Regions from separate parts of the Homo sapiens genome. Here region 2 is linked to region 1. A link is a contact called in ENCODE Hi-C or POLR2A ChIA-PET data. All regions are on one chromosome and are shown on one strand. The core of a region is the stretch at or near the end of the contact, and the rest is flanking DNA. Distances in the headings are between cores, read along the strand shown. Region 1 overlaps CAMK2B (calcium/calmodulin dependent protein kinase II beta). Region 2 holds the start of PGAM2 (phosphoglycerate mutase 2).

The links. A loop is a pair of places that touch in the nucleus more often than their neighbours do. ChIA-PET counts read pairs that join two places held with the same protein, here RNA polymerase II (POLR2A). Pooled maps may share reads with other maps.
Region 2: a pooled map shows a loop between it and region 1 (2.7-fold over the local background). The contact joins the promoter of PGAM2 here to the enhancer-like site in region 1. A Hi-C loop is called at or near these places in 2 of 168 maps with a recorded cell type or tissue (ascending aorta and endothelial cell of umbilical vein) and 6 of 50 pooled maps. POLR2A ChIA-PET finds 5 or more read pairs at or near these places in 1 of 52 experiments (H1).

Annotation. Positions count from the first base shown.
Region 1 is chr7:44,256,224-44,259,442 of GRCh38, forward strand. It overlaps CAMK2B (calcium/calmodulin dependent protein kinase II beta), which reads right to left. Exons shown (of 24, transcript NM_001220.5): 4 at 2,649-2,703. Among named protein-coding and RNA genes, the nearest start is that of YKT6, 57 kb to the left of the region's middle. RefSeq lists enhancers at 1,573-1,652, 2,533-2,582. Within about 2 kb of position 1,673, at least 25 of the 41 ENCODE cell types and tissues checked have a DNase peak (open chromatin) inside an H3K27ac peak, as active enhancers do; they include ascending aorta and endothelial cell of umbilical vein, where a contact is called at or near this core.
Region 2 is chr7:44,063,913-44,066,960 of GRCh38, forward strand. It overlaps PGAM2 (phosphoglycerate mutase 2), which reads right to left and starts at 1,655. Exons shown (of 3, transcript NM_000290.4): 1 at 1,204-1,655; 2 at 920-1,100. The coding sequence starts at 1,617. It overlaps DBNL (drebrin like), which reads left to right. Exons shown (of 13, transcript NM_001014436.3): 13 at 1-3,048. RefSeq lists enhancers at 238-347, 992-1,051, 1,242-1,291, 1,352-1,421 and a silencer at 2,602-2,671.

The DNA.
Region 1 (3,219 bases), core at 423-2,922:
GGTCATCTGGCCGGGCTCCTGAGCTTGGCCTGTCCGTGTGAGGGTGTGTGTGTGCACGTGTTCACATGTGTGGATGCCTGTGTGTGCCCTTGTGTACATGTATACTGGCTTGTGCATGTGAGCACATGTGCATGTGTGTCTGTGTGTCTGTACCTATGTGTGCCCATGCGTGCACTCATGTTCATGTATATTGTTTTGCATGTGTGCCTGTGTGCATGTGTGTACAACTGTGTGCCTGTGTGTGCCCTTGTGCACTTGTAGAGCAGTTTGTTCATGCGCACACATGTGTGCATGTTTGTACATATGTGTGCTTGTGTATACATGTGCATTGGGCAGGAGGATCAAAACCCACATCTAGCCCAGGCAAGGGCCTGGCATGCCCCAGTGTTGTGCTATAACTGTTTAGGTCTTGGCACACACTGAACACAGATTAGGCTCTGCAGACGCCGAGTCCAGGCACAGAACAGTGGCTAAAAGGCCTTACGGTCTTGAGCCAGGGCTGCAGCCCAGAGTCGCTCCAAGGGGTGCCTCACTAGGGCTGATGCAGGCCCTCTGGTGTGCTCTGTGTGCTCAGGAAGCTGTAGTTTGGGCTGGTGGGCACCTGGGACTCCCTGGCCAGGGCCATCTAGTGGTTCAGTTTCAGGGAAGGGAGTTTGCTCCTCCACCCACGTTGGTTGCTGTGGGGAGTTTGGGAAACTCAGTGCTGGCCCAGGAGGGACACAGTCCGGGAAGGCACACATATGACTCCATGGCCCCCTTTCCTTAGGCTGTGGGGGACACATGGCTGATTCTTGGCTTCAGCCATGGCGCCTATGGGAGCTTCTGTCCTCTGGGCGTGCAGGTGTGTGTGAGACCCTCTACTCCCAGGCCTGGTTCTCAAGCCCTGTGACATTCCCAAGCAAGGGGAGTGGGGATATCTGTCAATCCCCCAGAATCCACAGAGTTCCCAAACTACTATGGGGCCTCAGGGCCTCCTGAGGGCAATGCCAGCCAACTCCAGAAACTGCTGTCCCGGCCCTCTGCTGGCCTGGAGGCTGGCTGAGGCACAGGGGCCATGGAGGTTGGTGGGGAAGACATGGAGGGTCCTTCCTGACTCGCCAGCCAATCTCCTCTTCCCAGCCTGCCTCAGGGCCTCCAATGACACCTGCCTGGCATGTGCTTGGCAAGGCGGGAGACATGAGAGTCTCTCAAATGGGCACACACACATGCACGAACACACCACCCTTTCTCCTCCTCGGCTCCTGTAACACATGCAGCCATCTGTTGGCCACCAAGGGCCCTGGATCGGACCACCCCCCACCCCACAGTCTCCATTTCCTGGGAAAAGAGGCTGGTGGAGGTGTGCTGGGGCACACAGGTGTGGCAGCAAGCCTGCCAGCTCCCCAGGGCCACAGGACAGACGTTTCAGGACACAGCCTCAGCCAGGCAGTGGCAACTGTGTCCTGGGTCAGCCCCAGTCACCTGGCTGGTGATTTGAGTTGGTGTCTTGTGGAACATGCAGGGGAACCTGAGAGGTGGCCAAGCCCCTGCAGGGACAGTCTCAGCTTCTCTAGGCCAGAGAACCTCACATGGACAGAGGCCTCCTCAGGCCTACATGTGCCATGGCCTGACGTCTGTCACTTGAGGAAGGAGGAGCTGAGAGGGCAGCCCCCACGCAGGCGTGTCCTGTCTCTGCTCGGCCTGCACGCTCACAGCAGCCATGGGGAGGGCCTGGGGTAACCATGGCAATAGCACCAAGGCTGGGCTTCTCTGGCTGTGTGGCCGCCTGGAGGCCACAGGGGCAGGCTAAGGCCTATGGGCCCTTGCCCAGGTCAGGGTCCTGGAACAGCACTGACTCACAGACAGCTAAATATAGCGCTGCTTAGCAGGAACTGTCAAAAGTGAGGGAGATGAGATCACTGCTTCTAAATCCGGCAGGAAGTGAGAGGCGGCAGCGGCCCCAGACACCTTCTCACTGAGCTACTGCACACGCACTCATGAAACACTCACACATGCACATTCATGCAAACACACACATACACATGCATGCACACACATGCAAACGTGCATGCATACACTTGTGCCAGCGTACCCACATGCACACACCTCCACACGCTCACTCATACATTCACACAATACACATGCACATGTATGCACATCCCCACCCATATGGACCCTGATTTCATGTGCTCACGCGCCCCCACGTGCAAACACCCACACACATACATACAGGTGCACGTGCTCACATTTCACAGCCACACTCATAAACACACACATGTGCACTCACGCCAGCCAGTGGTGCCCCAGTCCAGCTGGGATGAGGGCACCAAGGAAAGGAAGGTGAATGCAGCTGCTGACTGACTATTCCTCTGGGGTCCACCCACCCGCTGCCTCCAGTGTGCCCTGTTCTGTGTGGAGGAGAGGGGGAGTCCAGGATGTCAGCCCTGCCTCTGTGGGCCTCAGTAACCCTAGTGCAAAGCAAATGAGGGGAGGCGAGGGAAGCTAGGCTGGGCACAGCTTGGAGCAAGGGGACCAGCAGCAGAAGCACACTCAAGGGAGTGGCCAGCCCACGGGTAGGGACTATTCCCTGGGGCTGGGGAGGCTGCAGATCCCACCCTGAGCCAAGGCTGGGAGTGAGTGCAGCGAGAGTCCCCAGCTCTGGAACTTACAGATCGAAGACCAGGTAGTGGAAGCCCTCCTCGGAGATGCTGTCGTGGAGACGCACTGTGGGGACAGAGAAGCCATGAGGGGCTGGCAATAGCCCAGGACACACCTCCTGCCTGCCTCCGTACCTGTCCAGGCACACCACCAGCGGTGTAAGCCCTAGGGCTGCCCAGAGGATCGGGCTGGGTAGGGCCCGGGTGGGCAGGCCAGAGGGCAGGGCTGAGCAGAGTGCTTTGGGCCCTGCGGGCCAGCTGGCCACCCAGCGAGCACCCACAGGGCCTCAGGGCAGTGCCACTGCCCTCAGCTGCCAGTGCCTCACCCTCCGCTGCCAGTCTGGTCACCTGTCTCCTTCTGCCAGAGAGAGACCAGGTCCTTTTGGTCCCAGCCTGGGCCTCAGCTGCTCCCAAACACCACGGAGATCAACAGGAGGAGCTCACACCTCCAAACCCCAGAAAGGAGCTGCCGTGCAGCTCCACATGAGGAGAAGCTGGGACAAAAACCACTCATTATTCACCCTGGGTCTTCCCAGGGCTGCCTTCTGCCTTCAGGCTCTGTGTCTCCGCTGTGTCCTGCCAG
Region 2 (3,048 bases), core at 405-2,904, 190 kb before region 1:
GTCCTTCCCTCTGCCTGGCCCCAGTGCCAGGTGCCAGGTGTCCGTGTTTGGAGCGGGCAGGCTTGGGGCTGGCTGGGTCTCCGGGGCCTGCCGGTCTGGGTGCTCTGGCCAACTGCCCAACGGCCCTAGGAGCAGGAGGTCTGGGGCACACCCTTCTAGCCTTTCCAGGACTCAACAAGCTTTAAGGTCATTCAGATGCTAATTTAGACTGCCCTTGTGTCAGAATACTAAGGTGGGAGGCGGAGCGGAGGTGCCAGTCACTCTGGGCGAGGCCTTACTGCGCCCATGCATCCCGGGCCCATTTGTCAGCCCTTGCTCTTCAGTGGGAGCCCAGCTGCAAGCCCAGAGTCTGGCCACTCCATAGTCCTGCACCCCTCTTTTGATTGGTCTTTCCTTTGCCCAGAGAGGGGCTCCAGAGGGAGATAGGTGGTGAAGCTCATGCAGGGATTCTGAGGACCTGATGGGGGAGGGCCCTGCGAGGGGTCCAAGCCTACATCAAGAGGAATTCAGTACCAGGGGGAGCTCCCCACCACCCCGGAAAAGGGAGAGGCCCAGAGATGGAGGTGGCTTGTCCAGGGCCCCACAGTAAGTTGGGATTTGGAGCCAGATGCTCTAAGCCCAGCCCTTCCGTTTCCTAGCTGGGTGTCCCTTGGCAGATGCCACCTTTGGAGCCTGCCCCACCTCGGGACACAGCGAGCTTCGAGTGCAGTCAGCCCCTGTGGAGTGTGTCCCAGTTACACAGAAATGGGGAAAATTTCACAAAACTAAAAAATGGCTTCTCAGCCCTCCTTTTTCAGTGAATGATGTGGAGCCCCACGCCTAGAAAGCCTGGTCCATGGGCGAGAGACTTTGCTGAGATGAGAAGCCAGCTGGGGCTGCTGCCCACCCACCCTGCCCAGGCTCCTGAAGGTGGCCTCACCTTCCAGGTGCTTGACAATGCCCCGCAGGCTGTTCCCGTGGGCTGCAATGAGCACTCGCTTGCCGGCCTTGATCTGGGGAACAATCTCCTCGTTCCAGAAGGGCAGGGCCCGGGCAATGGTGTCCTTGAGGCTCTCGCAGGTGGGGAGTTCCCCGGGCTTCAGGCCTGCGTACCGACGCTCCTGGGGGACACAGGCACGCTGCTTTCCCTCCCAAGCCAGTGGGCCCCCACCCGACTCCCCACTCTGCAGCTTCCCAGAGGCCTTCCCAGCAAAGGCAGCCCACCTTGCTAATGGAGTTGTAGTAGGGGTGCTTCTCGTCCATCGGGGGCGGCGGGATGTCGAAGGAGCGCCTCCAGATCTTCACCTGCTCCTCCCCGTGCTTGGCGGCCGTTTCTGCCTTGTTGAGGCCTGTGAGGCCCCCGTAATGCCGCTCATTGAGGCGCCAAGTGCGCACCACAGGCAGCCACATCTGGTCCGTGCCGTCCAGGATGGCCCAGAGGGTGCGGATGGCCCGCTTCAGCACTGACGTGTAGCAGATGTCAAACTCCATCTTGGCATCCTTGATGGCCTTGGCTCCCCGCTTGGCCTCCTCGGTCCCCTTTTCACTCAGCTCTGCATCGAACCAGCCACAGAAACGGTTCTCCTGGTTCCATGTGCTCTCGCCGTGCCGGACCATCACGAGGCGGTGAGTGGCCATGGTGGCAGCAGGGACCACAGAGGACTCTGGACGGGGACGGCTGCTTCCCAACACTCCCAGCTTTATAATAGTGTCTTCCCAGCCCCCACCCACCCCAGCCAACTGCCAATCAGCATTCCAGGCGGTGGCAGGTGACCAGTAGCTGAGCTGCTGGGGGCTGGGGGCCAGGGGAGTGTGCAGGCCAAGAGGCTGTGCTTAAAATAGCCCCACGCATCCACCAGCTCCTGGCCTGGGTTCAGGTGGCATGTCTATAACCAGCTGGCACCCAGAGCCCAGACTGAGTGGGGCTGCTGGTCAGGGATGGGCGTGAAGGGCAGAAGTCTGGGCCAGGGGAGATGGGGATAGCAGGGACAGAGGGGCTCTCCAGGGCAACGCTCAGTGGCCTATCAGCCATTCTCTGCTCAGACAGAGGCACAAACAAAATCCCAACCCCTTTCTCCTGTGATTGGCAGCCAGGCTAGGAGGCGGCCCTCAGCAGGCAGAGGAGGAGAGCCAGAGGAGCTGGTGCAGACCACAGCTTTGTGGAGAGGAGTCTGGCCTTGTGGAAGGTACCAGGCAGCAGCAGCAGAATGGGCAAGGGCTGGGGCTGAGCCGGGTTTCCAGGACAAAGGGGGAAAGGGCCCCTGTCTTTCCTCCGGGGTCCCTTTGTCAAGGTCTCATCCATACATGCCCCATGCTCCCACCCTATCTGCCCTCACCCAAGCCACGCTCACTCTCCTAGCCGAAACCACCTTGAAAAAGAGAAATCCAAGGGGGTTTGGGGGCAGGACTGAGGACTGTCAGAAGTCTTGATTGTTAGGTAAATGCTCAGCTTAGCAGGAACCCACAACGTAGGCTGAAGGGTGGCACGGAGTTGAGTCTAGGACCAAGACTTCTGCATTCAGGTTTGGGGGATGAGAGCCACCAAGGCAGGGAAGAGACTATGAGCAATAAAGTCACAATTGGGGCCCTAATGAAGGGGCCATGGCCAGACCCTTGGGCATGGGCCCCATCCAGGGCCTCCCATTTCCTCCCACCCCAGTGACCACACTGTCACCTGCGACACTTCTGATAACAGGAGCGGGTAGGTGAGAGGCCAGCAGAGGGACCACCACTCTGAGACTTGGATCTGAGTGTGCAAGAAACCCTCGACAGGCCTCCCTCCATCCCTGCTGGCCTACCTGGGGAGGGGCTCCTGGCTTGGGGCCTGTGAAGCTAAGGCTCTGTACCCAAAGGTTGGCAGACAAGTCCCAGTGGGCAAAGTCCTGTCGGCTGCCAGGACCCCCAAGGCTGGCAGGTGGAACCCATCCCTCCTAGCAGTGCCATGCGCAGGTCTCACTGTTCCACACTGATCCTGATTGAAGCCACATCTCCTCATCTGCTTTTGTCCCTTTGACCAAGAGTTGATTCACTAGCCCAACTAAACATGACTGAGGACCAGGCTCTGGCAGT